Linked DNA regions of Homo sapiens: region 2 is linked to region 1. A link is a loop called in an ENCODE intact Hi-C map of the cell type or tissue named here. Cell type or tissue: endothelial cell of umbilical vein. All regions are shown on one strand. Each heading gives the region's core, and the rest is flanking DNA. Links, peaks and the distances in the headings are about the cores only. Region 1 holds the start of NOS3 (nitric oxide synthase 3). Region 2 holds the start of REPIN1 (replication initiator 1).

What was found. Peaks named below come from ENCODE experiments on the same cell type or tissue, not always from the same donor. Only the 100,000 strongest peaks of a DNase experiment are listed, where the experiment ranks them.
Region 2: a loop joins it to region 1, with 5 times the contacts of the local background. A loop is called at or near these places in 2 of 110 quality-filtered maps.

The regions. Positions count from the first base shown.
Region 1 is chr7:150,984,140-150,998,626 of GRCh38, reverse strand. It overlaps NOS3 (nitric oxide synthase 3), which reads right to left and starts at 7,610. Exons shown (of 27, transcript NM_000603.5): 1 at 7,327-7,610; 2 at 4,666-4,874; 3 at 3,313-3,424; 4 at 2,075-2,223; 5 at 1,702-1,864; 6 at 179-270; 7 at 1-88. The coding sequence starts at 4,823. RefSeq lists cis regulatory regions at 4,886-4,892, 4,900-4,906, 4,913-4,919, 4,950-4,956, 5,355-5,361 and 1 more, enhancers at 4,250-4,968, 9,529-9,688, 10,195-10,235, promoters at 4,824-5,045, 4,824-5,881, 4,846-6,448, 7,390-8,258 and a silencer at 5,621-5,651. In endothelial cell of umbilical vein, for the core only: no CTCF peak of the experiment used is centred there; DNase peaks (open chromatin) are centred at 3,896, 4,566, 4,916 and 5,686; H3K4me3 peaks cover 2,733 bases; H3K27ac peaks cover 1,411 bases.
Region 2 is chr7:150,357,874-150,373,242 of GRCh38, reverse strand. It overlaps REPIN1 (replication initiator 1), which reads right to left and starts at 4,421. Exons shown (of 3, transcript NM_001099695.2): 1 at 4,302-4,421; 2 at 3,375-3,572; 3 at 1-2,015. The coding sequence starts at 3,531. The coding sequence ends at 298. It overlaps REPIN1-AS1 (REPIN1 antisense RNA 1), which reads left to right and starts at 300. Exons shown (of 4, transcript NR_183429.1): 1 at 300-402; 2 at 2,088-2,165; 3 at 2,387-2,538; 4 at 9,066-10,585. LOC107986858 (a long non-coding RNA gene) reads right to left here. Exons shown (of 3, transcript XR_001745420.3): 3 at 15,097-15,369. RefSeq lists enhancers at 2,433-3,237, 3,238-4,043, 4,044-4,848, 4,888-4,947 and silencers at 3,508-3,657, 4,168-4,637, 9,063-9,112. In endothelial cell of umbilical vein, for the core only: no CTCF peak of the experiment used is centred there; DNase peaks (open chromatin) are centred at 3,932, 4,472 and 4,962; H3K4me3 peaks cover 2,327 bases; H3K27ac peaks cover 3,326 bases.

The DNA.
Region 1 (14,487 bases), core at 1-8,000:
GTAGCCCGCGTAGCGCACCAGCTGGCTGTTCCAGATTCGGAAGTCTCCTCGGCCAGGGCAGCGCTGCGGGAACACTGTGATGGCCGAGCTGGCACGCATGGGGAAAGAGCTGGTCAGAGCCCCGCCTTCCCTGCCTTGGGGAAGAAGGCTGGGGCCTGGCATGGTGGGGGGCACTCACCGAAGGTTGCCCCGGTTGGTGGCATACTTGATGTGGTTGCAGATGTAGGTGAACATTTCCTGTGCAGACCTGCAGTCCCGGGCATCGAACACCTGAGCCAGCCGAGGCAGCGGGAGAGGAGGGTGAGGAGAGAGACGGGGGGTCTTGAGTATCAGCTCCAGAGGAGCTGCTGGTGAGGAGGCAGGGGCCATGGTTCACTCCATGGCGCCCTCCTGACCATTGGCAGCCACACTGATCCCTTCCTGCCCTGCTCTCTGACATATGTAGCACCATCCGGGCTGCTTCTCATCTCCTCCCTGGGCCAGGTGTCTCCCCATCCCTATGGAAGCTGACTTGGTATCCAGTACAGAGGAGGGACTCGGCCTCTGCCAAACTGATGCTTGGGTTAGGCACCAACGGATGTCTAAGAGGCCGCCTAGGAGTGTGGGCAGCAAATCCCCCATGATCCATGGCATTCAAGAAAGGACGGGTGATTCTCTTTGAGCACATGGATGGTGGGAAGGGAAGGCTGCACCAGAGGCCTCCTAGGACCCTGCTCATCCTGACATTCTGAGTGGAGGCCCCAGGAGGAGGCTGGGAGGTCCCACTCCTGCCTGAGGGAGGAGGAAACATGTGTCAGTGACAGGGGCAGGGGAGTGGCAGGGACCAACCTGGGGTCAAGGGAGGGACGCAGCTCTGAGTGGGGTCCACTATGGCAGCTCAGATGGATCGAAGTTGAGCTAAAGCTTTGAATGACTTAGAGGGTCAGGCAAGTGTCAGATAGGATTGTTTTTATTTTAGTTGAGGTTCCTTTGGGATTCACTGGGCACGTGGCTTTATTTCAAACTCTTTGGCGGCCAGTGATGGTGAAGGAGGCCAAGGCCATGGGACCAAGTCCCCCATGGGGCAGCTTGCTTCTCTTAGTGCTGTGGTCACAGGCGTTCCAGTAACTAAGGCCAGCCCCGAGTCTGTGGGCTGGGGTGTGAGGGAGGGTGCGGGCCGAAGCAGGGGAACTGGGGTAGCAGTGGGTGTGGGTGAGGGGCTGCACTGGACTGGCCTGGCGGGAGAAGCCTTCTCTCTTGGGGGAGAAGCAGCAGCCAGGGCTTTTCCAGGAGGCTGCTCCTGCTACTGACAGCACCGCCCAGGGAAGCTCCGCTCAGCTGTCCTCACCCCCGCAGCAGGTCTAGACTTCCTCACCCCCGCAGCAGGTCTAGACTTCCTCACCCCTGCAGCAGGTCTAGACTTCCTCACCCCTGCAGCAGGTCTAGACTTCCTCACCCCTGCAGCAGGTCTAGACTTCTTTCCCCTCCTCCAGCCAAGGCACTACCATAGGGCCTGATAACCAGGTCTTCACTACTGGGCTGAGGTTCCCCTGGGTGCTGAGGGTGGGGCAGTCCCCCTACCTTTCCAGTCTCTAAGGGAAAAGGCAAGGATCTCCCCCACAGTTTGGGACCTCCCAGCCCCCGGGAAGCCTTAGGAACTGCCCCGCCACCCCGCTCCCCTTTTGGTAGCGCCCGGGTCTCTCAGTCGCTGGCCAGCCGCACCTGCAGCTTCCCCCACTGGATCCGGCCCACGCAGCGGGGAGCGTTGCGCCAGGCCTGCTTAGCCCCGAACACCAGCTCGCTCTCCCTAAGCTGGTAGGTGCCTGTGGCTGCCACCTCGGCTTCCACCTCTTGAAGCCGCTGTTCGTGGGCCTGGGAGCCGCTCCTGGGGAGGAGAGGGGTGGGAAGGGGACAAGCAGGAAGTTGTGTGGGACAGGGAGGCCCTCCTCCAGGCTTTGTGCAAGTGCTGGGGGAGGGCGGGAGGGGCCCACGTGGTGTTAGGATCTGGGAAGGGAGGGGGTCATGGGAAGGTCGTCACGGGGTTTCTGGGGCCTCAGTGGGACAAGGGAGGCTGTGGCGTCCGGGAAGCTGTCACCTCTTAATGGAGCTGTAGTACTGGTTGATGAAGTCCCGGGCCTGACTCAGCAGCTGCTCAGGGGCCGGGGGGCCGGGGGAGGGCCGGCCCTGTAGTTTCCGTGGAAATACCAGGGAGCCCAGGCAGCGTCTTGGGGTGCAGGGCCCATCCTGGGTCGAGGGAGTGCAAAGGTCAGGACAGGCCAGGGTGCAGGGGTGGGATGGGAGTTGGGGGCAGGGAGGAGGGGTGCAGGGGTGGAACAGGGGGAGAGGGAGGAGGGGTGCAGTGGTGGGATGGGGGAGAGGGAAGAAGGGTGCAGGGGTGGGATGGGTGAGAGGGAGGAGAAGTGCAGGGGTGGGACGGGGAGAAGGAGGAAGGGTACAGGGGTGGGAGAGGGGAGAGGGAGGAGGGGTGCAGAGGTGGGATGGGGAGAAGGAGGAGGGGTGCAGGGGTGGGGTAGGGGCAGAGGGAGGAGGGGTGCAGGGGTGGGATGGGGAGAAGGAGGAGGGGTGCAGAGGTGGGGTAGGGGCAGAGGGAGGAGGGGTGCAGGGGTGGGATGGGAGCAGAGGGAGGAGGGGTGCAGGGATGGGACGGGGAGAGGGAGGAAGGGTGCAGGGATGGGACGGGGAGAGGGAGGAAGGGTGCAGGGATGGGACAGGGGAGAGGGAGGAGGGGTTTAGGGGTGGGATGGGGGAGAGGGAGGAGGGGTGTAGGGGTGGGACGGGGCAGAGGGAGGAGGGATGCAGGGGTGGGACGGGGGAGAGGGAGGAGGGGTGCAGGGGTGGGTCGGGGCAGAGGGAGGAGGGGGTGCAGGGGTGGAATGGGGCAGAGGGAGGAGGGGTGTAGGGGTGGGACGCTGGAGAGGGCGGGAGTGCAGGGTGGGACGGGGAGAGGGAGGAGGGGTGCAGGGGTGGGAGAGGGAAGAGGGGTGCAGGGGTGAGATGGGGAGAGGGAGGAGGAATGCAGGCAGGGGACGGGGGGAGAGGGAGGAAGGGTGCAGGGGTGGGAGGGGGGAAAGGGGTGCAGGGGTGGGATGGGGGAGAGTTTGAGCCAGGGTTGGGGGTAAGGCTGGAGGCTGAGGGTCACCCAAGTCCCGTGCATGTCCCTCAACTCCTCTGGTTCTTCCCAGTCCTCTCCTCTTTTTGGAAACAAGGGACCAATTCAAAGAAGGGTTGAGCTTCCCTCTCCGGCCCCATCTGAGGCCAGGCCTTACCCACCCTTTCCCTGGAGACGATGGGGACAGGGCATGCCGGCCTTACCTGCTGCGCCTGGGCGCTGAGGGTGTCATAGGTGATGCTCCCCACCTCCCAGTTCTTCACACGAGGGAACTTGGGCCCCTCTGGGGGCTGGGTTAGCGGGGAGCTCGGGGGGCTGTTGGGAGCCAGGGATAGGGTCATCAGGAAGGGTTTGTTTCCTTTCAGCCTTCCCAGATGTCACCCGGAGGCCCCTGTTACAGCACTGGCGATCTCACAGCCCACCTGCCGCATGCCTTCTGGCGTTCCCCATGCCTTAGGAGCTAGAGGCGAGCTGTGCCTCCGTTTATAGACCAGGGTCCTGGGCTGCAGGGGCTGCTGGTGCTGAGCTCCTGAGCCCCTGACCCGAGGCTAAGTTCGCATCCCACCTGCAGCGCCCACCTCACCTCTTCTGGAGATGGGGTGTCCACCCCCCGCAAAGCTGCTATAAGCCCTACCCTGAGGGGGACAGAGCCTGGTGCTTGAGTGGAGGGAAGCCCTGCAGGGATTCCTCAGCTCTGATTTCCCTCCGCACTCACAACCCCTCCTGACAGCAGCCCCATGTGTGAAGGGAAGCCTCGCAGGCCTTATCACTTCCTCCCAGAGCCACCAGCGGCAGGGAGGAAGGGAGGGACTCAGGCCAAGGGTGCGCCTGAGCAGCAGGGCCCCGGCCCTCAGCCTTCCCTGCATAGCTGCCTGCAGCCCCAGCCTGCCCCCGGCCTGGCACCCCACCAGGCCTCCGGGTCTTTCCTCCCTCCTGGGACCTCTACCCCCGGGAGGACTCTTGTGGGAACTGCATGGTCCAGTTTTCGGGTGACAGCCACGAGGAGAGGGGGCTGGAGCAGGGGAAAAAAGCCTGGTGGCTCTGTCTTCTCAGCCTGCTTACCCCAAGGGCCCGAGTTTCCTGCCCAACTCTCTCCCTCTTCTGGGAGACCCCACTTTCTCACTCCTGTAACCACTGCTGTCAGCTCCTTTCTTCTCCAGCTAAATAATCATCGCTGCTGTTGAAGGCTTGCTGTGAGCTAGAAACTTACTTCCCCATGGAGTAAGTATTGCCATATCTCGTTTTATATAAATGGAGGTTCAGAGAGATTAAGTAACTTGCTCAAAGTCAAACAGCTCCTGGCGGCAGAGCAGCATTCAAACCCTGGCCAGATTCTATAGCTGGCACCCTTACTCCCAGCTTTCACCTGCCGACTCTGATCCTGGTCTCCTTTCTGAGCCTCCCAGACTGTCCTGTTCTATGCACATTAATAGCCCTTTTGCATTTGTGACCTGGCCCTCCCGACTCAGCTACAAGTTCCAGACCTTCCCAGCCCCAGGCTTCAGGCCTTGACACCACCCTTGTTGCCCACCTGCTCCTAGCTGCCTGGCCCTTACCTGTGTTCTGGCGCTGGTGGGAGTAGGGATGCTGGGGCCCGGCTGGGCTCAGGGGCCGGGGTGGCTGGGCCCTGCTTGCCGCACAGCCCAAGGCCCAGCCCCAGCCCCAGGCCGCAGGGTGGCCCAGGCTCCTGGGCCACGCTCTTCAAGTTGCCCATGTTACTGTGCGTCCACTCTGCTGCCTGCTCCAGCAGAGCCCTGGCCTTTTCCTTAGGAAGAGGGAGGGGACCGAGAGGAGGGGGCAGTGGGAGGGGGCTCTCCAGTGCTGGCCCTCGCCCCGCCCCTATCCCATACACAATGGGACAGGAACAAGCCCGGCTGGGAGGCTCTAAAGCCTCAGCTCCACGCCCGCTGGCCTGAAGGGTGGGGGGCCGGACGCCTGGGTTCCGCTGTGAGGACTGAGGCTGATAAGTGGGAGCCCAGGTGTCCAGCAGAGCCCTGGGGCTGCAGCATGGGGGCTGGGGCATTGGGGAGTGGCAGGGTAGAGCCACCAGGGGGTCATAAAGGTCCTTCTGTGATGTGGCACCAGACGGAAGGGCCTTCGGCCTCACCCCTGTGTGCCTTTCCCTGGAGGGTTGGGCAGAAGGTGAGCACCGTTTCTGTAGCAGGGGATGGCAGCCCACACTCTCAGTGACCACAGGGACCTCTAGGGTCATGCAGGTTCTCTCCTTCACCTCCCCCCATACATACAAGAACTCCTGGATCCCCACCCTTGAGTCCTTTTGGGTTCTTGGGGATAGAGGCCCAGCAAGGATGTAGTGACTTTTTGTCCTTGAGTCTGACATTAGGGTATCCCTTCCCCTCCCAGCCCCAATTTCCTGGAACCCCCACACCCCCATGACTCAAGTGGGGGACACAAAAGAGCAGGAAGCTGCCTTCCAGTGCCTCCACCCCCACCCTGTCATTCAGTGACGCACGCTTCCCGGGGCCGCAGGTCAGCAGAGAGACTAGGGCTGAGGCAGGGTCAGCCGGCCAGGGAAGAGCTTGATGCCCTGGTGGGAGCATGGGGGACTAGGGAAACTACAGTTCCCAGAATGCAGGTGGGGTACACCAGCACTCTCCAGGCACTTCAGGCCAGAGTGCATGCTGGGGTTTGTAGTTCTGTGCCATCTGAGGGGCTGGAGAAAGGCCACTAGCTGGGCATCTGGTCCACAGGGGTCGAAGCCTCGTGATTTCGAGACCTCAGAGACTGAGAGAAAGTTTAAGAAAGAAACGGAAGCTGAGAGACTGGGAGAGGCAGAGACTAGGAGCAGCAGACAGACAGACAAACAAACAAGAGGATTTGTGTTGGCCAGACTCCTCTGAAAAGCAGTGGAGGATAAGGTTGGGGTGGGCCTGGGTGGGGGGCCGGCAGGCGGAAGGAACGGGCTGTGCTCAGAGCTCTGGGGTCACACCAAGAAGGTGGGGTCTGCCAGTTTTGGAGGATGGAGGGTGAAGGGGCCTCATAAGCTGCTCCTGGACACTAGTGTGCCCTGCTGCCCCTGTCTCAGGAGGAGGGAGATGGAAGGGCGGCATTCAGCCTGGGCTTTGTCCCATGACCCCAAGCCTGAGGCCCCACCACACCCCACCACCTCGCCTTCCCAGTGAGGCAGGGGATGGGATCCAGCCCCTACTTTTCAGGCATCTTCTACCATGCTGGAGGAGACAACAGATCCCAAGTCTGGCTTCCATATTAAGCCACCATTTGAAATGTGCATGACCAAGGATGACTCATTTTCCTAGGTCCCAGTTAATGGAGCTGTGACTGGCATCCTCAGGGTCAAGGTGACAGGCAGCATCAGATGCTGACATCCTTCTGTCTTTTTTTTTTTTTTAGACAGAGTCTTGCTCTGTCACCCAGGCTGGAGTGCAGTGGTGTGATCTTGGTTCATTGCAACCTCTGCCTCCCGGAGTGATTCTCATGCCTCAGCCTCCCGAGGACGACAGGCACCCACCACCACGCCTGGCTAATTTTTTTTTTTTTTTGAGACAGAGTCTCGCTTTTGTTGTCCAGGCTGGAATGCAATGGTGCTATCTCAGCTCACTGTAACCTCCGCCTCCTGGGTTCAAGCGATTCTCCTGACCCAGCCTCCTGAGTAGCTGAGATTACAGGTACCCACCACCACGCCCGGCTAATTTTTATAATTTTATTAGAGACAGGGTTTCACCATGTTGACCAGGCTGGTCTCGAACTCCTGACCTCAGGTGATCCACCTGCCTCGACCTCCCAATGGGCTGGGATTCCAGGTGTGAGCCACCATGGATGGCCATTGTCTTCTTGCCTGCACCACTGGCTGTGGCCCGTCCCTGTGGCCACCTGACCCCTCCCAGGCCTTCCAGTCCCATCTGGGCTCCACACTCTGCTAGATTCTTCTGGAAAGCAGGGCTTACCTTACGCTTTGGCACTACCCAAAACCCTCAGCCAAGAACAAAGCCACTCCAGCACATTGGCCTGGCCCTCATTTTCCTTGGTGCACTGCTTGAATCCTCTGTTCTAGACAAATGGGCTTTCTCGTGTCTCCCTAATGGTCCTGTGCTTCCCTGCCCCTGGGCCGCTGCTGTGCTGTTCCCTCCACCTCTCCCTTCCGCCTCTGACAAATGAAAATCTTTTTCTTCCTTGAGGCCCAGCCTGGGCAGCTCTGGAGGTGCACCACCCAGGCCTCCCTCTTAGAGAGCAGGTACCTGCTGCAGAAGGTGCTGGTGGCTGACAGCTTCCAGATGCCAGCCTTCAGTCCAAGGCCATGTGCTTCCCTGGAGTCTTGTGTAGGATATAATAAATTCCTCTTCTAAGGTTTTAGCCTGTAAATTAAGTACAATGAGTTCTGAGATCCTCTCCAAAGATCCAATGCATCAGTATGTTCAGCTTTGTTCTTCATCTTAAAGTTTAACTTTCATGTTCTCTTCGTCTCCTTGCCCCTAGTTTCAGTAAACAACCCCCTCCTAGCTTCTATCACCTGCTCCGAACTGAGTCACCACTGGTCACCTGCTCTGACCTGAGTCATCCTGAGTCACCTGTTCTGTGACCGTCCTTCCTGCCAAACTACTTACCCTGCCAATCCGGCTCTTACCCCTGCTCTCTTTAAAATAGCCAGTAACAATTAGCTCAGACGGTGTGGTCCAACCCTAGCCAATAGGGGAACAACACAGCTGTAGGGGCTACCTGCCTTAGGGATAAAAACCCCTTCCCTTCCCTTGTTCAGGTGTGCTCTTGCCATTGCTCCATCTGTGAGATGCACCCTTCTATAGAAGTAAAATTGCCTTGCTGGGAACATTTATATCTGAGTGCTATTTCTTTTGTGGCACCGAAAATTTATTTCTAACACTTAGACAGTAACTGAGCCCCGGGGCGTCTGTGGGCGTAACATCCCCCGCTGGGCTGATGTGAGGCCCTTCTTCTTCTTCCCTCCTCTGCAGGTGTGAGCCTGGCATTGTGGGCCTGATCCTTCCCCTGCCCAACTCACTCCTGCTCCCGGTCCCTGTTATCTTTCTCAGGCATTGCCCGCAGTATTCCTCTTATGCTTCCAACTCCTGGGACTCTGCTTCCTGAAGGACCCAACCAACACAGTCGCAGGATGACTCCTCTGTGAGGTCTTCCTTACGTCCCCTTCTCCATGATCTCTGGGTGGCTGTCACCCTGTCCCCAAGGCCCCGGGGACAGCTCTTTCTCTGGGCCCTCCTGGTCGTGGTTTTTGGGCAGCTTGCTCTGTAAGTGTGGGTTCTCACTTAAATGAACCTGTGTGCTCTGAACCTGTGTGCTCTGGAAGACACAGGTCAGTTCCTCTCTGTGGGGATCCTCTGCTGGGTTGAGCTCCTGCACTGAGTGGGATTGCTTCATACATTGGCTTGTTTTGTTGCAAATGTGTGCAGCCGCCTGGGGACTGGAAGCTGTGCTCTGGAGGCAATGGAGAGGGTCCACTGAGAAGGGAATTGGCTGAGGCTAGATGGGTCTGTGTGGGCAGAAAGAAGTCAGTCTAGGTGAAGGGGAGGAGTGCAAGAAGGAGCACTCTGTGGCCACAGGGAGGATGGGTTACAGTTCAGTACAGCCAGCACTGAAGGCTGAGGGTCACAGGGAGGATGGGGTCCAGTTCAGTACAGTCAGCGCTGAAAGCTGAGGGTCAGAGTAGGCCTGGATTGGGTTTGAATTGGGGCAGAGGATGCCATGGCAGGGTCTTAAGAAAAGGAGGAAAAAAAAAAGTTAAACAGACAGAAAAAGTCAGAGATGAATGCTCTCTGGACAGGGGATTCCCTGCTTCCCCTTTCTTGGGCCGTGGCCAGTGTTGTCCGGAGTGTCCTGCCTTCCATCAGGGTGCTCTGATGAGAACAGTTGATTCCCCCGCCTGTCGGAGGAGGCCTGCCGTCCCCAGGGCTCTGCCTGGTGCTGGCCTGCTCTATGCCTGCAGCCCTGCCAAGAATGATGCCCATGCATCTTAGTGGCTGACTGCTCATATTGGTAACCATGTTTTAAAGAGGACTTTCCGAAAAAACAGTTTTCAAGGTTGGAGATTTGGTGTTCGGCTGAAAGAATTTCCATCTTCAATCATGAGATCTGAAGCTGAATGGGCTTTGGAGATGATCTGGTTGGGAACTGAGCCCCCTTGTCCCTGACAGTGGCTGTGTTTCCGCCTCGGGGAGGGCTGGCCCAGACCCCAGGGGTAAGGTGACAGCCTTCTGTGGGTGAGTAGGGATCCCTCCCTGGGGAGGGCTGTGCCCTGTGCCCCCTGCCCCCTCCATAATGCCAAAGAGGCGGCAAATCTTGCCCCTGCCTTCCCTCTCAGACCAGAGTGCTCTGCAGGGCTGGGCGGGGGACGCCTTGACCTTGGAGGGCTGTGCTGGGAAGGGAAGGCCTTGGGCCTGGGGTGTGTGCATGGGGGCCTGGGTGGTGAGGGCAGGGGTGACTGAGCGGAAGTCCCTGACTCTTTATAGCCCAGCCCGGGGCTGTTCAGTGTGAGCTGGAAGTACCCCACCCTTGCACTATGAGCAGCTTCCTTCCTGCCTGCTGGCAAGGACGGGTGGGGAGCGGGGAAAGGAGGGAAGGGAGGCGGGAGCAGCGGGAGAGGGGCGGGGAGCAGCTGCCGCCAGGCCTCCCCCTCCCGAGGATGTAACTCATGCTGAGTGCTGGGGGGCGGAGAGATTTGCTCAGCTTCCAGATTGCAGAATTGGTGCTGAGCCTTTGGTGAGGGCGTTGGGGCGGCTTCTGGGATGCTGAGGGTTCCGGGCTGTGGACGCGGTTGCCGGTCTGAAGGGGCTCCTGTGTTGATCCTGGGCGCCCCCTGGTAGCCCCAGCCCTTCTTGAGACAGCCACATGAGGGCAGCAGAGAGCCGAGGAGGAGCGATTTCAGCACAATCGTGGGATCAGACACCACGAAGGGAGGGGGAGACCCAGGGGATAGGAAAGGAGCCAACGGCATCGGGTGGTAGGTCTACACCAGCCATCTGGGGTCCCAAGGTGGCTCATTTGGGCCCACCCCCAGAGGAGCAGATTGGGACAAATCTGCGCCTCCCTGCTTCCTGCACAGACCACATGGGGTGTGTCAAACCGAAGGCTCAGGAGGTATCTTCACATACACACGTACACGCACACACATACATCCATGCATGCATGCACACTTTCTTACACATATATCCATGCATGCATGCACACACATACACATATATACATGCATGCATGCACAGTCACACACACATACATCCATGCATACTCTCTTACACACACAAATGTTTCGGGGAACGTTTGATTTCCCCACAAATTCATAAGTTGAGATCCTAGCCCCCAAGGTGATGGTGTTAGGAGGCGGGGTGTTTGGGAGGTGTTGAGATCGTGAGGGAGGAACCTTCCTGAATAGGATGCGTGCCCTTAAGAAAAAAACCCCAGAGAGATCCCTCACCTTTCCATCATGTGAGGACACAGTGAGAAGGCGCTGTCTATGAACATGGGTCCTCACCAGACCTTTCCATCATGTGAGGACACAGTGAGAAGGCACTGTCTATGAACCGTGGGTCCTCACCAGACATGGAATCTGCCAGCACCTTGATCTTAGACTGCGGCATCCAGAACTGTGAGAAATAAATTTATGTTGTCTTTAGGCCACCCGGTCCTTGGTGTTTTCTTACAGCAGCCTGAACAAACGGACACACACACATACATCCATGCATACGTGCACTCTCTCTCTCTCTCTCACACACACACACACACACACACACACACTCAGGGCAGTGGTGTTGAAGGAAGAATCTAAACCTGAAGGTTGATCAAGGCCTGGAGATTCTTGCATTTCCCTTGGGAAGGTGGAAGTTGGTCCAGACTCCCAAGAGCCCCCAGAGGCTGGCAGACCCCTGCCACTGCCAGGGTAAGGTCTTGGGTTTCCAGGTCACTGGGTCTGTCAGCCAGGAGGCAGAAGCGTCTCTGGAAGAGGTTCACCAGGCTCTGCCCCAGGGAGCCCACCTGAGGGCGGGGCAGCATCTCCCTGTGCCCCCTCCCTGCTCCCCAGCTGGGGAGCTCCCCCCCTCACAGTTTTGCAGTTGTCCATGGGTTGTGCATCCTGGGCTCCCTCACTGACCAGCCTCCTCATCTGGGCCCTGCCCCTCCAAAGCTAATTTGGGCCAAGAGCATCTGTGTGGATATGAAGGCTTTCCCATCCGTGGGAACTTGAAATTTCCTCCTTTTTTTTTTTTTTTTTTTTGAGATGGAGTCTCGCTCTGTTGCCCAGGCTGGAGTGCAGTGGCGTGATCTCAGCTCGCTGCAAGCTCCGCCTCCCGGGTTCACGTCATTCTCCTGCCTCAGCCTCCCGAGTAGCTGGGACTACAGGCTCCCGCCATCAAGCCCAGCTAATTTTTTTGTATTTGTAGTAGAGATGGGGTTTCACCGTGTTAGCCAGGATGGTCTCGATTTCCTGACCTCATGATCCGCCCGCCTCGGCCTCCCAAAGTGCTGGGATTACAGGCGTAAGCCACAGCGCCTGGCCGAAATTGTCCTTTATTCCGGGGATCCAGAGTGAGAACGAGGGGGTTTCAGGGGCAGGCTGAGGCCTCCTGAATGCTCACCATAGGTGCCCTGTCTTGGGCTCTGAAGGCCCTACATACAAAGTCATCCTATCTGCTGAGGCAAAGATATAAGGTTACCTCGGACTTGAGACGGATGGTTGTCAGGGATCCATCTGACAGGCCCTGCCCCCTTCCTGCCTCCTCCTGTCTCCCTCTCCTGCCACCCTCAGCCTGGCCCAGTTTCCTGGCATGGTTGCTGTGGCGCCTCTTGGGAATCGGAGCTTTGGGCCTCAAGTGTGCCCAGCATGGAAATTCCACAGCAACTGTCACTGGGATCGTCTGGACAGAACCCTCTCAGGTGCCCCCAGGAGGGGCTGGGCCCTCTCTCCAGACCAGGGTGGGAGGAGCAGCCTTTAGAGCCCCCTGCTGATCTGTGAGATGTGGAAATCCTGACTTCAAGCCCTGGAGAACCTTCAGTCATTGGTGACTTGTCTTTTTTCCTGCTCTCCCCAAATGGATTACATGCCCGACTCCCAGTGACCTCCCAGAGGCGTCCCTGACATATTTGCTGTTGATGATGACCTGAGGCTTCCGAGGGGCTCCCAGGAAATGGGGTTCCCAGTCTGTCGTCTGGTTTCCTAAGCACCAGCCCCGTCTGCGCTGGGCACTGCTGAGCCGGGCACTGCTGAGCCGGGCACTGCTGAGCCGGGCACTGCTGAGCCCACTTCCTAGAGGAGATGTTGTTCTGCTGCGCGGATCCAGAAGGGGGAGCTCTCAGGGCCTGTTCTTCTTCAGCCGGGAAAGATCGAATGCGCTCTTCCTGGACATTTAGCGCCCCAGCATTGCAATAGGCCTCTGCCGTCACCTTCACACCCTCACTGGCTCTGTCTGGCCCTGCACTGGACTGCTGGTCCCCCAGAGGGACAGAGATGAGGTCCTGACCACAATTCTCAGCTCAGCCAAATTCTCCCTAAGCCTTCCTCCCTTGCGAAGCCTTCCTCCCTTGTGAAGCCTTCCCTTATCCTTCTGGCCTTAAAACGATTCCTTCAGACCCTGAAGTCAAAGCATTCATGGTCTGTCCGGGCGCCGTGGCTCACACCTGTAATCCCAGCACCTTGGGAGGCCCAGGTGGGAGGATCGCGTGAGCCCAGGAGTTTGAGACCAGCTTGGGCAACATGGGGAGATCCTGTCTCTATTTTACAAAAATGAATAACATTTTTAGAAAAAGAAAAAGCATTCATGGTCTGCACCACTTCTTAGACTTGGGATCTAGGACTGTGTAACTTCTCTTGTCAGCTGCCATTATTTGTATTTGGCTCCTGTAATATTGTCTAATCATGGGTGAAAATATTGTCTTCTCAACGAATTGCAAATTTTGTAAGGCCAGGGACTGTATTGTATATCATATATTTCCTTAGGAACACTTCTCAGTGGGGGGCACATAGAAAGCTCTGGATAATTGTTTGTGGGTATATCAGGGAGAAGATGGAGTGGGAGACCTGTTTGTTTATTGTTTTTGTTTTTGTTTTTTGAGACAAGGTCTCACTCTGTTACCCAGGCTGGAGTGCAGTGGTGCTATCACGGCTCACTGCACCTGGGCATGGTGGCTCATGCCGGTAATCCCAGTACTTTAGGAGGCTGAGGAGGGTGGATCACTTGAGCCCAGGAGGTCAAAACCAGACTGGGCAACATAGTGAGACCCTGTCTCTGAAAAAAAATGCAAAAATTAGCTAGGCATGATGGCGCACACCTGTAGTCCCAGCTGCTTGGGAGGCTGAAGTGGGAGGATCACTTGAGCCCGGGAGGTCAAGGCTGCAGTGGGCCATGATTGTGTCACTGCACCCCAGCCTGGGAGACAGGGTGAGACCCCATCTCAGAAAAAGAAAAGTTAACAGGTAGCTGCAGCCTTGACTTACCTGGCTCAAGCGATCCTCTTGCTTCATCTTGCTAAATAGCTGGGACTACAGGTGTGTGCCATCACACCCAACTAATTTTTTCTTTTTGTAGAGATGAGGTCTCGCTATGTTGCCTAGGCTGGTCTTGAACACCTGGGCTCAAGCCATCCTCCCGCCTCAGCCTCCCAAAGTGCTGGGATTACAGGTGTAAGCCACCGTTCCTGACCATGCAAGACCTATTTGAACCTGAGTTCTCTTCTCAGGTCCTTGGTGTTGGCTGACTCAGCAGCTGATGATCCTTGGGATGGGCTAGGATATGAAGCTAGTGTTGGGTTAGCATTTTTATTCCAAGCTGGGGTAGGCTCTTAATTCTGCCCGATATCAGCAGAATGAACAGCAAAAGTTCTGGAGAGCTGACAGAGCAACCTCTGTATCTGGAGTTCTCTGGTCTCTCTCTCTCTCTCACACACATATCTCAAATTTCTTTAGCTCTTGTTATATGTGGTATGTAATCTCCCACCTGGCCTGGTGTGGTGGAAAAATCACTTAACTAAGAACCAGGAGACACTATTTTATGTCCAGCTCCATTTCTAACTTGTGGCACAACCTTGAGGCGGAGTCCTTGTCACTGTGAATATCTGTTTTATTGTCTAATATATGAAAGTGTTTGCTTCTGGCTCTAATATTTCATAAAGCAACAGAAACTCCCAAAGGAAATCCCAAGAGTTGCAAGTGTAAAGTTCAGGGGTTTATTCATATCTTTTCCTGATGGCTGTCAGAGGAGTGAGGGAGGAAGGCACACTCTGAAAGCACATGAGACATGGTTTTCTCAGCATTGACTGGCAAACCCAGCTCTTGCTTCACCCCGTGCTGCCTCCAGGAGCTACTGTCCAGCTCCAGAGGCATTTTCAGGATTTGGGGTGACCATCTAATGCACTGTGTCCTGAAGAGTGCCTCAGTCTTGTCA
Region 2 (15,369 bases), core at 238-8,237, 630 kb after region 1:
GGGCTCTAAGGGGCGGATGCTATTGCTGCTTTTCCAGGGCACAGGGCAGTCAGGACGGAGCCTTAGCACACACCAGCTGGAGGCCGGCGTCCCTGCGCTTGGAAGTGGGTTCCCTGGCCACCGGGGTTGACCTCTCTCGCTAGCAGGGCCCACCCAGCTCACTCCCCGCGTCTTCCATCCCCTCTAGGATTCCCATTGTCCCCTACTCCAGCACTAGGCAGGCACCCCCAGCCCACTGCGACTCCCACCACGAAGGACCCCAGCCCTCTCTCAGCCAACACGGCCCCGCCCACCGTCTCAGACATCGTGCTTCTTCTGGTGGGCCAGGAGTCTCTCCTCGTCGTCGAAGGTCTGGCCACAGATGGCACAGCAGAAGGCGCCGTCCCGGATGTGGCTCTTGCGGTGGGTGATGAGGTTGGACTTCTGGCTGAAGCTGCGGTCGCAGTCGGGACAGGCGTAGGGCCGCTCGCCCGTGTGGATGCGCCGGTGCGACACCAGGTTGGACTTCTGGCTGAAGGCTTTGCCGCAGTCGGGGCAGACGTAGGGCTTCTCGCCGGTGTGGATGCGCCGGTGCGCCGCCAGGTAGGGTTTGTGGCGGAAGGCCTTGCCGCAGTCGGGACACACGAAGGGCCGATCGGGGGCGTGGTCGCGCCGATGCGCCGCCAGATGGCTGCCCTGGGAGAAGCGGCGGCCGCACTCCTCGCAGGCGAAGGGCCGCTCGCCGGAGTGCACGCGCGAGTGCGCCACCAGGTGCGTCTTCTTGCCGAAGTTCTTCCCGCACTCGGCGCAGGTGAAGGGCCGCTCCCCGGTGTGCTGCCGCTGGTGGGCCCGCAGGAAGCGCTCCAGCCGGAAGCTCCTGCCGCAGTCGTCGCAGCTGTAGAGGGAGGGGGGGGCTTCGATCGGGTCCTGCGGGTGCTCTGGCGGGGCCCCTGGCGGCGGCTCCTGGGCCGGTTTCAGAGGTACCGCCGGGGTGGGCTCGGCCGCGGACTCCTGGGGGCCGGCTGGCAGCTGGGGGCTCCCCGGGCCGGGGGCGGCCTGGGCCGACCCCTCGGATCGCTTGTGAATCTTGCTGTGAGACAGCAGGTTGGGTTTGTGCCGGAAGCGGCGGCCGCACTCTTTGCACGGGTAGGGCTTCTCGCCGGTGTGGATGCGCCGGTGCGAAGTCAGATAGGGCTTATTGGTAAAGCGCTTCCCGCACTCGGGGCACTGGTGGGGCCGCTCGCCCGTGTGCACGCGGCGGTGAGCGATCAAGTTGGGCTTGTGCCGGAAGCGCTTGCCACAACAGGCACACTGGAAGGGGCGGTCGACGGCATCTCCACCGGGCCGGGGGGCGGTCACCGCGGGGCGGCCCCTGGGCCGGGGCCCCAGAGCCTTGGCTGCGGCCTCCTCCAGGGCCTCAGCTACGTGCACCCGCTTGTGGGCAACTAGCTGGTCCCACTGGGCAAAGCTCCGGCCACAGTTGCCGCATATGAAGGGCCGGGCCTCCGGGGCGGGAGGGTGGCACCGCCGCAGATGAGCTCGAAGCTGCTTTCGTCGCCAGAAGCGTCTCTCGCATTTGGGACAAGCGATGGGCCGCTTTGCAGCTGAATGGGCCCGCAGATGCAGAACCAGGGCCACCCAGCCTCGGAAGCTCTGCCCACAGAGGTGGCAGGCAAAGCCCAGGTCTGGGGTGGCAGCAGCATGGACCTGGCGGTGCAGTGCTAAGAAGGGGGCATGGCGAAAGCGACGGCCACACTCAGGGCAGGGCAAGGGCAGCCGGGCCTGGCACCGGCGGGTGTGAAGCCACAGAGCCACCCAGCCAGGGAAGTGCCTTCGACAGTGGGCACAGCGATGGGCCCTGCCTGGGGCTTGGGCACCAGACTGGGCCACTGACGTGCCTTGTTGCCTCAGCCCGCGGGACTCCTTCCCCAGGGTCTGGGGTGACTCCTGGGAGGGCCCAGAAAGGAGTCGGGGCTGGGCCAGGCCCATGGCCAGGGGGCCCCTGCAACGACGTTCCAGCATCGGTTCTTCCTCTGCTGAGGGTGGAAAAGCACAGTCACTCCAGAGACCAACTCACTCTGCCCCTGTTTCTCCCCTCCCAACCTCAGCCCCGGACAGGAGCTGCCATCTATGAACCCCTAGAGCCCCGGACATGGAGCTAGACTACTCTCCTGTTTCCTTGTGTGGTATGTATTATTTCAATCTTGGGTTTTTAGATAACATTTCAAGGATGTTTGTCTTATGTCTTTGTTGCCCTGGAAACTTCCAGAAGGGAGGGACTCTGATACTAGAATCCCCCTCATGGCAGCTACCCCAGTGTCAGACAGGGAGTAAATGCTCCAGTGCTGAATGCACAAACATTCCTGCCACAGGACTCACCAGAAAATGTGGCCACTGCTCCCTACAGTGCCTTATGCTGCCCTCTCCCTGTGTCTGCTGTTTCCTATGCCACATCCGAGCTGCACAGCAACTCTGAGAAGCTGGACAAACAGACACTGAGCTCCCTGTTTAACAGATGAAGCAACTGTGAGACATCAAAGATGACGAGACCTGCCCAAGGTGACACAGTAAGCCAACAGCAGAATCAAGACTAGGGAACAGGTCTTTAAACTCCCAGGCCAGTGTTCTTTCCTCTAAAGCGCCTGGGTTTGCAAAGATCTCAGAGAAAAAGGTGTCTATAGCTTTTCATTCCTAGCCCCACAGGGGAGGCACTTTCAGCATCACTAACTGCAGTCTCCGTAGGAGGCTGGAGGACAAGTGAGAACAGCCCTTCTCGGGGAACAGGAGCAGAGCCCTGGGTGCTACTCCCGGCAGTCTAACGCCAGACCACCGCCTGCCCAGACTGTGCCCCCATTCTGCCCGCCTGCCCTCTTCCACCCACACAAATTAGGACATTGCAGGAAGGAAGGCTCTCCCTGAATCCAAGGAACACCCACAGCCTGCTGCCCTCGGGGCCTGATCACCGGCTCTGCCTCCCTCGGGGTGCTGGAGATTACTGGGGCAATAGAAGGGGAGGGAAGATGAGACTGCAATCTCAGTCCCCTGCCCGGTCCTGCCCCAACCTCGCCAGGGGCTGCCCCATGTTCAGCTCTTCCACAGCTCAGGGGAGCCCAGATTCCTGCACAGGAGCCTCCTCCGCGGAAGGAGGAAGGAAGCAGTTAGGCTCCTAAGGGCCCTTCTGTGCCTGCTCACAAGCTCCAGACACATCCTTCTAAATTCCCTAGAGCGCACTCTCTCTTCTCAGGGAACACAAAGGTCACTCATTCCCAGTGTCAGACTGTGCACAGGGAAGACCCCAGGATATGAGAAAGGGCCATTTCCTTCCGCCGGGATGGGGACGCCCGTGCACCCCTGTTGTGGCGTGGTTTGGGAGCACAGCAAAGGCCAGACTCTACCCTGGAGACTGCAGAGCTGGGGATGAGGCTTTTTCCAGCTCCTCTTGGGGATGTTCCTGGGGATACTTCCGCGGCTGCAGCGCCTGCTTCGGCCCACACTCCGGTAGCCCCCAGGTGTTAGAGAAAACTGCAGTAATAAAGACACCCCTATCCCCATGGCAGAGCTCAGACCTCTGACTGCAGAGAGGCCAGCCTTACCTGTGGGGAGGGAAGAGAAAACAGAAGTGAGGCTCTGAGCTCCTCTAGGGCAGTCAGCTTTGTGTCCTCACCAGCCACAACCCCTCCCCCCACAAAGCCACACGCACCAGCCATAAGCCCCACATCCTGCCTGGCAGAGTGACCTTAATGGACATTGGATTAATAAATGAATGTGCCCCTTCAACAAGGAAGCACACTGCTGTCTTTCGGGGTCACTTTCTTCCCTGGTAAGGTCACGGAACGAATTCTCCATTCTGTGGCCAGAGTCTGGGCTTTCCCTGATGGCCAAAGGCCGGCCTATGGCAGGAACTCTGGAATCCCTGCTGGCTCCCCTTCCCCCAGCCTCCTCCCGACAGGAATTCCAGGCCTATTTCCCATGGGGCTGCGCAGGGCCAGCTGGTGTGACCACGACTCCGTCAGAATCCCCTTCCGCATCGCGGCTGGCCGCGGGTGGCAGAAGCCCCACACCGCCCTTTTGTACTGATGCGTGTCCTCCGTCCACGCTCCCGGGCACACGGGTCCCGTTCTTGCGAGTGAGCCATTTCGGGTCCCACGCACGGCGCAGCTCGCGGAGCCTGTGCGCAGGTGCGCTCCCCCACCCCCGCAGATCCAGCAGCGTCCCCCCCCGCGCACTCACACACGGTCGCGCACACTCACGGTCACGCGCCCCGCAGGTGGAGCGGCCCCCCGCGGGCCCGCGGTGGCCCCGCGCCCCTGCCCCGGCCGTACCTCTGCGGCGGGCTGTGCAGGGACGCGGCGCCCGTCCATGGAGCCCGAAGGCCGGCCTCCGCGGCCCACTCTCGCTCCCCGCCCCGCCGCGGCGACAGCGGCAGGTTCGAGTTCACAACTGCCAGGCCCGTCCCCAACCTCCCCCCGCCGGGTTCCCAGCGCCACGTGACTACAGGAGCTGCCGAGGGTCAGTCGCCGGCTCCCGCGGCCGCGGCCTGGGGGCGGGGAGGGACTGCCGGGGCCGGGGCGCGGGCGCCCCCGCCAAGAGCGGGCCGGGTCACTCAAGCCACTGCCGCGCCAGGGCGGCAGGCCTCGGAGGGTCGGACTCCGTTGCCATGGCGACCACCAGCCCGGGTTTCTCTGGGACTGGCCGGAGCTCAAGTTTCCCGACCCTTTGTCCCTGCGGAGCACGCGCGTCCCCGGGCGACCGCGTGGCTGGCCTATGGTCACCGGGGTGTTCGGCCTTAGCTGCCTTATGAGAGGCTGGGAGCCCGTCGGGAGACTTCAAAGAGGGCTCCGGCAAGCCCCCGGAGCGTCGTTGCCCGGGCCTTTCTCAGGCCGCGCACCCCGGCCGCAGTGCGGACGCTTGCGGCCGCGGCGGTCCCGGGACGGCGGTGGCGCACCTGGAAGGCCCTAGCTTCCGATTTGTTCCAAAGTGGAGCACAAAAAGGCCCGATCCTGCGAACTTTGAAAAGGCCTCTCTTCACTCTTTTCTAGAAATTAAGAAAGAGCAGAAGTTGCTGGGCTTCCTCTGGCTGCGGGCCAAGCGTGGGGCGACGGCCGAGGTGGCCGTTGGCGCACGTGGGGCATTTCGCTTGGAAAGGCTCAGCAGCCTGTGTGGCGTCTGCGGTGGCAGGTGCGAGCCTGTGCCCATGACTCACCCACTAGCAGGTGGCCCTGGCTTTCCAAACTAAACACTTCCTGGGGTTTCCAGGGTAGTACAATTTCATGTACTTTCATGCTTTTCAACACAGGCAATTTTTGAATTGTATAATTAGTCGTAAAAATACTTTTTAAATCTATTGCATAAATAGGAAATAGGGGAACATAAAACTCAGTTTTACCTCGTAGAGTCAATTACATTTAATATTTTGGTATGTTGCCTCCGGTGTTTTCTCTACGTATATCCATGGCATGTCTGGCATAATTGGAATAATGCCTTGCGAAGATGTATTCTGCCTTCTTCACTTAACACGATCTTGTGAATTTTCTTCCATTTTATTAGATATTCTTTTAAACATGATTATTTATGGCTGTATAAAAGGAATATATTTTTTAAATGTTTTCTAAATTATCTTCCAGGAAAACGTATTAGTTTTCCCTGAGAAATGCCCATTTTCCATATACTTGACAACACAGACTTTTTTAAAAAAAAAATTTAGTTTGAAATGGTTATTTCTCATCTTTTGTACTTGCATTTCTTAGAGTACTAGTTAGCTGGATTGTTTTTTCACATGGTTATTTTTTGCCAGTTTTATTTTCTCTTGTGAATTTGTTTATGTCCATTTGCCCACTTTTCTATTTGCCCATTTTAAAAGTTGGGGAGTTGGTTTATTGTTTGGGGGGCACTCATAAAGTACAGGTATTAAAGACTTGTCATGTTTGTTGCAGACGTGTTTCCTCGTACTTGTTAACTTTTTTTTTTTTTTTTTTTGAGACAGGGTTTCACTCTGTCACCAGAGCTGGAGTGCAGTAGCACTATCATGGCTCACTGAAGCCAGGACTTCCTGAGCTCAAGCAATCCTCCCACCTCGGCCTCTGAGTAGCTGGGACTACAGGATCACATCACCACATCCAGCTAATTATTTTATTTTAATGTTTTTCTTCTGTAGAGATGGGGTCTCACTGTGTTGCCCAGGCTGGTCTCAAACGATCCTCCCGCCCCAGCCTCCCAAAGTGTTGGGATTACAGATGTGAACCACTGCATCCGGCCTACCTTTTCAGTTGTTGATGTGAGAAAGTTTTGCTTTAGTCTATGTGCTGCTGAAGCGAGCATAAGAAAGTTTTGTTTTATTTTTATTTTATTATTTATTTATTTATTTATTTATTTATTTATTTATTTATTTTGAGATGGAGTCTGGCTTGTCTCCCAGGCTGGAGTGTAGAGGGAGGTGTGATCTCGGTTCACTGCAAGCTCCGTCTCATAGGTTCTCGCCATTCTCCTGCCTCAGCCTCCCGAGCAGCTGGGACTACAAGTGCCCGCCACCACGCCCAGCTATTTTTTTGTATTTTTAGTAGAGACGGGGTTTCACTGTGTTAGCCAGGATGGTCTCGATCCCCTGACCTCGTGATCTGCCCGCCTTGGCCTCCCAAAGTGCTGGGATTACAGGCATGAGCCACCGTGCCCGGCGAGAAAGTTTTGTTTTAATGTGCCAAAACTTAGCAGTCTTCCTTTATGGTTTCTGCCTTTAGAGTTATGTTTAGAGAGGCTACCCGCAACCTAAAACTACATTGAATGTCTGCAGTTTTATCACAGAAAATAAGTTTTGGTAGCTGGTAGTTTAAGTACTTCCCCTACACAAAGATTCTGGGTTTTTTTATTCTTCATAACTTCTTGGCTAGAATCACTTCATTTATTCTTCCAAACTGACATGGAGCCGGCACCCCTCTTACAGGCCTGCAGGAAGTGGGGAGGGGGCAAGCATGGAAATAAAGGAAAATCTTGAATTCCTTCAAGGGAAATTCCAGGCACCCAGCTAGCAACCTAATAAACAAGAAGGTAACTGTAGCTTAAAACAAGGAAGTTACAGTCACAAAATGTTTGGTTCCCTATAGAAACTAAAGATAACATCTTAATATATGTCCCTGAGTTGCTCTTCAGAAACCTGGGCCCCCCTCCCAAGTGGATGCCCTGGCCTGCAGACCTCAGACAAGAGGGAACTGAGGACTAAGCTCTGCTGTTCTTTGTTCTAAATTTCTTCCTGAGGATCCTGATGGAAGTTGGACCAGACCTGAACATTCCTTTCTGCTAACCCCAAGGTTTTAGGCAAAGCTTTGCTTCCTTAACTTATCACAAATCAGAGTCTTTGAATTCATGTATGACCTTTAAGGCTCCTCCTTCAAAATACCCTGCCCTTTGAGGCTAAACCAGTGCATAACCTCCATGTATCAATTCACGATTTTGCCCATAACTTCTCCTTTCCTGAAATTTACCCCTGCTTTTAAAAACACTTGCTTGTGGCCGGGCCCAGTGGCTCATGCTTGTAATCCCAGCACTTTGGGAGGCCGAGGTGGGCGGATCACAAAGTCAGGAGTTCAAGACCAGCCTGGCCAACACAGTGAAACCTCGTCTCTACTAAAAATACAAAAATTAGCTGGACGTGGTGGCAGGAGCCTGTAATCCCAGCTACTCGGGAGGCTGAGGCAGGAGAATCACTTGAACCCAGGAGGCGGAGGTTGCAGTGAGCCAAGATCATGCCACTGTACTCAAGTCTGGGCGGCAGAGCTAGACTCCGACTGGGGGAAAAAAAAAACCTTGCTTGTAAACCATCGAAGAGGTTGTATCTTAAGTATGACCCACTTCTCCTCGCTTGGTGCCCTGCAAATAAATGTGCTCCTTTCTCCGGATGCACAACCTCAGTGTTGGTGTTTCCTCTTACTGCGCCGGGCAAGTAGACCCCAGTTCAGTTTTGTAACAAAATGAACTTTAGAATTTCTTGTCAATGTTTTAAAAACGTGATTGTCTTTAAGATTCATTCTCTCCACTCCATTCATTCAGGTCTTATTTTACCTGTCCCAGTCAAGTTGACTAATCTGTACATTAACTACTTAACTTTTATACTTTTTTTTTTTTTTTGAGACAGTGTCTAGCTCTGTCACCCAGGTTGGAGTGCAATGGTGCAATATCAGCTCAGTGCAACCTCCGCCTCCCAGGTTCAAGTGATTCTCCTGCCTCAGCCTCCCTAGTAGCTGGGATTACAGGCACGCACCACTACACCTGGCTAATTTTTGTATTTTTAGTAGAGATGGGGTTTTGCCATGTTAGCCAGGCTAGTCTTGAACTCCTGAACTCCTGACCTCAGGTGATCGGCCCACCTTGGCCTCCCAAAGTGCTGGGATTACAGGTGTGAGCTACCGCACCCAGCCCAACTTTTATACTTTATAAAATAAAATTCACAAATATGAAAAAAGTCTTTGTCATATCATATAGTTTGGGGGTTCTGAAAATATGGTTATAGCATATTGTGGAATATAGGCCAAGTTTAGTAGTTACGGAAGAATGAATTTTTCTACCAACAGTACAATAAGAAGATGCTCCAGTTTTTACCTAAATACTTAGTAATTTATTAGTTAACATTTTGGGAGGCTTTACTTTGTGTCAGGCATGGTGATAAACTCCTCACATACATATCTCATTTAATCCACTCAACAACCCTATGCAATACTCTTCTGGTCCTTATTTTACAAATGTAACAACCGAGACTCTGAAATGTTCAGGAACTTACTCAAGGCCACTCAGCGGGATAGTGGCTGATTTGAACCCAAGCAGTGCCCCTGTGTCCTCAATGTTAACCACTAAAGTTGCATGTGTGCTGGCCTGGGCACAGGGTAAGCGTGGGATCCCCCAGGGTTAACGAGTGAGTTTGGACATCTAATGCTTCTCCATTCCTAAAATTCCACTTGATCCCTACGTTCCTGCAAGAGCCTGCGAAGCAGAATTCCTTCATAGACTCACAAAGTATCTTCTCCTTGTCTGTAATCCGTCTTTCATAGCAGAAAGGTTCTTCATTAAACAAGGCCCTAACCTTCTTTCTCTCTCCCCAGCCTCCATTAGAGGAAATGTCTCTTCTCCCAGTCAGGAGTTAACCACCTGCTGTAACTTCCTCTTTAGCATCGCCAGAGGAAACTAAGTATGACTGTGCCTTCACTCTGCAGAAAGAAAATGAGTGGCAAAGGAGTTGCGAAGGGATTCCTGAGCCTTTATGCCAGCTGGAAGCTTAAGGCCTTGGTATTTGAGACTTCACCCTTCAAAATGTCTTGGAGGATGGCCCAGCAACCAGCCAAATGGCCCAATGGCCTAGCCCAGTGGAGACGGTCTCAGCTTTTGACAAGCTAGCCGGAGAAAGGGCTGGACAGGAAGGGGCCCACTGGACAGCGAATATTGATAGGGCCCCTGGGAGGATCAATTTTCCCCTCCAACAGTGCCTGGCTCCCATTATCAGATTAGATGCAAAGTGGGCTGGCATGCCAGGGGGTGACAGGAACAGTGTCTCCAGAAATCCTCTGTGAAGACACCCAAGTATTGTTCAGAAGTGGCCCTGTATCTGGAAGAGGGAAAACTGCACCCACTTCTTGCAGACATACAGTTCCAGCTCCCCCCACAGGACTTGCTCATACATCCAACAAATATTTAATCAGTGCCCACCATCTGCCACTGTGCCAGGTGCCCGGCCTCATCATGAGTCAGGCAGAGGTGGTCTGTGCAGTTTTCCCACAATGTGAGAGGGTGCTGAGAAGACTTTTAACGCTTATTTAACTACGGAAATAACTCTTGGTTTGGTACCTACTACAAAATAAAAACAAGCGCTTGTTGATAATTTCTGGATGGATGACTGTGGAAAGCTGGAGGAGACTGAGGATCAATTTGCTCTAATGAACCTTCCCTTGACTATCATCTCCGTTACCTCCTGCCGCATCCCTACGGCAAATATGCAAGACTCTCACGCAGCTAATTTCCAGGGGTTTGCAGTCTGGGGAGGAAGCAGAAAGCACATCCCTCACTGACCCTGAGGAGGGGCAAATCTCTGGTAGCAGTCACAGGTACGTGCTGTACACACTTCCCATCCTTTGAGCCTTCCCAGCTGGAGAGCACCAAGAGAACGCAGTTGGGGAGGCCCCGAAAGATGAAGGGTTGTTGAGCTTGAAGGCAGTGAAAAAGTAAATGGAAGAAAGCTCTCTGCCCTCCACTGCCTAAATGCAGGATATAGATTTAGAAGGATAAAAGGGGTCTGCTCCCTCTCTCGACCAGGGAAAAGTTAACCACTGAAGACAACTTTAGACTCTTATGGGCCTGGAGCTGGAACCAGAGGAATGGACATGAAGGCGCTTTACTAACTCTATTTATCTGCCAGTTACTTACCTTTCTACAAGTTCTCCCCTTAGACACTCAAAGTTCTTTTCCTTTGTCCTGTCGCTTCCCTAAAACTTGGCTTTTCTTTGTTGAAGATGCTATACAAGCTGGAATTCAAAGCTACCACTTTGAGAACTACTCAATTCCTGCGTGTCTCCCAGGCAGATGTGAAATACACATGTTAATAAACTTCCACTGGTTTTTCTCTTGTTAATCTGTCTTTTGTAACAGGAGTCCGTTCCAACCACAAATCTAGGGGGGCTGAGGAAAAACCCCTACAGTGGCACACACTGAAGAAGGCCCCCTCACTTTCCAAGGTTTCCCATCTCAGGTGGAAGGAGGCCTGCTAAGTCATGTGAAAATTATTCAGGAAAAGATCAAAGTGCTTCTACTTCTGCAGTTCTAAAAATATCTTTAAGTGCATGAAAACATGTATAATGCACGACAGGGACGCACGCTGTAAGAGTAGCCCTGGGCTGAGATCAAATGTCAGTCCCCAAATTCCACCACACAAGATGCTTTCCTGCCGCATATCTAGTTCCCAGAGTCTCTTGCTAAAAGAAAAAAGAATCCAGCTGGTAAAATGAGTATCAGGTAGATGGCTCAGATTTCCTGCAGAGGAAACTGGTACATGCGTGTGCCCCATAACGGTGAGGCCTGCTTCCCACCCTTATCCCCCACCCCTGCACCATAGTCTCCCTCACCAGGACTCTGCAGCAGTGGCCAGCCACTCCTCCTGCCTCCGCTCTGGCCCCATAAAGTCCTGTCTCCACTTAACCAGCTTGGCCCTTTAAACATGAATCAGATCAAGCAGCTCCCTTGCTAGGGAACTCCGACGCCTCCTGCTAACATTTGGACTGACATCCAACCCGCGGCCATGGCCTGCAGGGTTCCTGCAGACCTCCATGCGCCTGCCAGACACTGCCCCAGCAGCCGCCACTCATTTCCACCTTAGGGCCTTTGGAGTTGCCTAGACGATCCTCCTCCAGGTCCGCATGGACTTCCGTTCTTCACTGTATTCAGATTTTGGCTGAAGTCTCCTCGCCTCAAAACACGCTTCCCAACAAACCCCTCTAAAATAGCTTCACACCTAGATGAGATTCCTAGGACTGCTCTAACAAATGACCACCAGCTCGGCCTGAAATAACTGGCATTTATTATCTTACACGGCTGGAAGTCAGAAGCCCAGAATGTTTCACTGGGCCAAAGTCAAGGTGTCGGCAGGGCCCCACTCCCTCCAAAGTCTCTAGGGGAGAATCCTTCCTTGCCTTTTCTGGCTGGAAGAGCTGCTTCCCAGGCATTCTTGGGCTCGAGGCCCCTCCCTCTGTCTCCCAAGCCCTCAGCGCAGCATCTTGCTACACTTGTCACTTTGCCGGCCTGTGCTGCAGCTGAATCTCCCCCTGTACCCCCGCCAACACAAAGACACATGTAATTACCCAGATAGCCAGGAGAATTGTAAAAGCAAATACAAATCAAAAAGAATAAAAATAAGTTTTCTTTCTCCCTGGTGAAAAAAGGCAGAGATGCTCCTCACCAACACCCCCTTTTCTCAGCACATTTGCATTAGAAAGCTTGTGATTGTGAATTTTCCTCTGCCCATGTGAGATATATGCAAATCTTTTATTTTATTTTATTTTATTTTATATTTTTATTATTTTTTAGAGGCAGAGTCTTACTCTGTCACCCATACGGGAGTACAGTGATGCTCACTGCAGCCTCAAACTCCTGGGTTCAAGTGGTTCTTCTGCTTCAGCCTCCCGAGTGGCTGGGACTACAAGCATGCACCACCACACCTGCCTAATTTTTTAAAAAATTTTTGTAGACACAAGGTCTCGTTATGTTGCCTAGGATGGTCTCAAACTCCTGGCTTCAAGTGATCCTCCTGCCTTGACCTCCCAAAGTGCTGGGATTATAGGCGTGAGCCACCACACTGGGCAGAGATTACATAAATATTTTTAAAAGCGAAGAAAAAACCATTTGGCAGCTTTACAACTCAGAACTGTTTTTCTCCAAGGACCTGAGAGCTAGCTCTTTGAAATGCAAACATCAATAATCCCAGTACTTTGAGAGGCTGAGATGGGAGGATTGCTTAAAGCCAGGAGGTCAAGACCAGCCTGGGCAACACAGTGAGACTTCGTCTCTACAAAAAATAAAAATAAAAAAAGTAACTAGGCATGGTGGTGCACCCCTATAATCCCAGCTACTCAGGAGACTTAGGTGGGAGGATCGCTTAAGCCCAGGAGTTTGAGGTTACAGAGAGCCATAACTATGTCACTACACTCTAGCCTAAGCAACAGAATATGACCCTGTCTCTGAAATGTATACATACACATATATGTGTATGTGTGTGTGTATGTATATGAAATGTAAACATCAAGGAAGACAGTGTCCCTATCTCCCAGTCTCCATGGGAGGGAGAGGGTTAGTCTCCTAACTTTGGCTCTAAATTGTAATCTTATACTCTATCATAAGATATGAGTTTATTTTTCCTTTGGATAAAGGCAATTAGCAAACACAAGTGGTTATCCCAATTACCAAGTGAATTTAGAATGAACTAAGTGTGACAAATGGCATTGTCCAGTCTGCTCACTGAGGATGAGTCACTTATTTTTGTGTGTGTGTGGTGTTTGTGTGTGTGGTGGGCTGTGTGTGTGTGTGGTGTTTGTGTGTAGTGGGTTGTGTGTGTGGTGGGTTGTGTGTGTGTGGAGTGTGTGTGGTGGGTTGTGTGTGTGTTTGTGTGTGTGTGGTGGGTTGTGAGTGTGGTGTTTGTGTGTGTGATGGATTGTGTGTGGTGTTTGTGTGTGTGGTGGATTGTGTGTGGTGTGTGTGTGTGATGGGTTTGTGTGTGGTGGGTTGTGTGTGTGTGGTGGATTCTGTGTGTTTGTGGTGGGTTTGTGTGTGGTGGGTTGTGTGTGTGATGGGTTGTGTGTGGTGGATTGTGTGTGTGGTGGATTTTGTGTGTGTGTGGTGGGTTGTGTGTGTGGTGGGTTGTGTGTGTGTGGTGTGTGTGTATGGTGGATTGTGTGTGTGGTGGGTTGTGTGTGTGTGATGGATTGCGTGTGTATGGTGGATTGTGTGTGTGTGGTGGATTGTGTGGTGGGTTGTGTGTGTGTGGTGGATTTTGTGTGTGTGTGGTGGGTTGTGTGTGTGTGGTGGATTGTGTGTGTGTGGTGGGTTGTGTGTGTGTGGTGGATTTTGTGTGTGTGTGGTGTGTGTGTATGGTGGGTTGTGTGCGTGGTGGACTGTGTGTGTGTAGTGGATTCTGTGTGTGTGGTGGGTTTGTATGTGGTGGGGTGTGTGTGTGTGGTATGTGTGTATGGTAGATTGTGTGTGTGGTGTGTGTGTGGTGGGTTGTGTGTGTATGGTGGATTGTGTGTGTGTTTGGCGGATTGTGTGTGTGTGGTGGGGTGGATTTTGTGTGTGTGGTGGGTTGTGTGTGTGGTGGATTTTGTGTGTGTGTGGTGTGTGTGTATGGTGGGTTGTGTGCGTGGTGGACTGTGTGTGTGTAGTGGATTTTGTGTGTGTATAGTGGATTCTGTGTGTGTGGTGGGTTTGTGTGTGGTGGGGTGTGTGTGTGTGGTATGTGTGTATGGTGGATTTGTGTGTGTGGTATGTGTGGTGGGTTGTGTGTGTGGTGGGTTTGTGTGTGGTGGGGTGTGTGTGTGGTATGTGTGTATGGTGGATTGTGTGTGTGGTGGGTTGCGTGTGTGTGTGTGGTGGGTGGCTGTATAAAAGAGTGAAGTTTCTTTTTGTCTTTGCCGTCTCTTAGTGGGTTTCCTGTAATGTGCATCTCACTCTGGTTTAATGGTTATTCAAGAATAAAGCCTTTATATCTCTTCTATTCTTGTGGAGAGGTTTTCTGGGTCAACAGGACATTTTGTTTTTAATTGTATTTCCCCACCGTAATATCCACACCTCAAAATTCTTAGCTTAATCACATGTGCAAAGTGCCTTTTGCCATGCAGGGTCATAATTCACAGGTTCCAGAGATTAGGACCTGGATATCTTTGGGGCTCTTTGGGGCCCTTTTTTGAGCCTACGAAGCCCCTTCGCCTACCCCATCACCTTCTAGCCCCTACTCAGCTATATTGTTCATAGCATTCTCACCTACCTGAAATTACTGATTCATTTATTCACTTGGACAGTTTTTGTCTAGTTCCCACCACAATAGAAGCCACACGAAGGCAGGGATTTGGCCTGTATTTTCACCACAATATAGCCAGTCTCTAGAAAGGTGTCTGTCCCATGGTGTATTTTCACCACAATATAGCCAGTCTCTAGAAAGGTGTCTGTCCCATGGTACACATTCAGTAAGTGTTTATGGTTAAAATGAATGAGCAAATCTAAGCGCAATCCCATGGTTAAGCTAATTTGATTAGACCACACTGAATTGCCAATGCATTATACAGCAGGGTGAACCAATTTTTTTTTTTTTTTTTTTTAAGAGACAGCGTCTCACAATGTTACCTGGGCTGGACTTGAACTCCTGGACTCAAGCATTCCTCCAGCCTCAGCCTCCTGAGTAGCTGGGACTACAGGCAAGAGTCCCCCGTACCCGGTATGTATGTGAACCAATTGTTAGCAGTAAATTTCAAACTGTTTTCCCTTGGCTGCTGCTTGGCAAGCAGGTGATGAGAGTCTGGTAGAACCTGCAGTGAGAGGAAATACCACCTTTTCTTAGAGAACGATTTAAATCGGCATATAAGTGAGGCAAAGAACAAAAACTTGGAAGAAAGGTTGTTTATAATTCTCTTCCTTGAAGGATTGCTTATAGCTAGCAGGGCCTTAAATATACGCTTTTTTCAGGAACAGTATTCCAGTTAGGATAACTGGAACGGAGAAACCTTTAGGGCGCCTCTTACGCCAAGGAGGACACGATGTGGTGAGTCACCTGCTGGTGGGAGGAAGGCGCTCCGCTCCTTGCTGACCACTCTTACCACTGTGCCTCTTGGTGATTTGGTCTTGGGGACTGCACACTGCCAGCAACAATCTGCAACA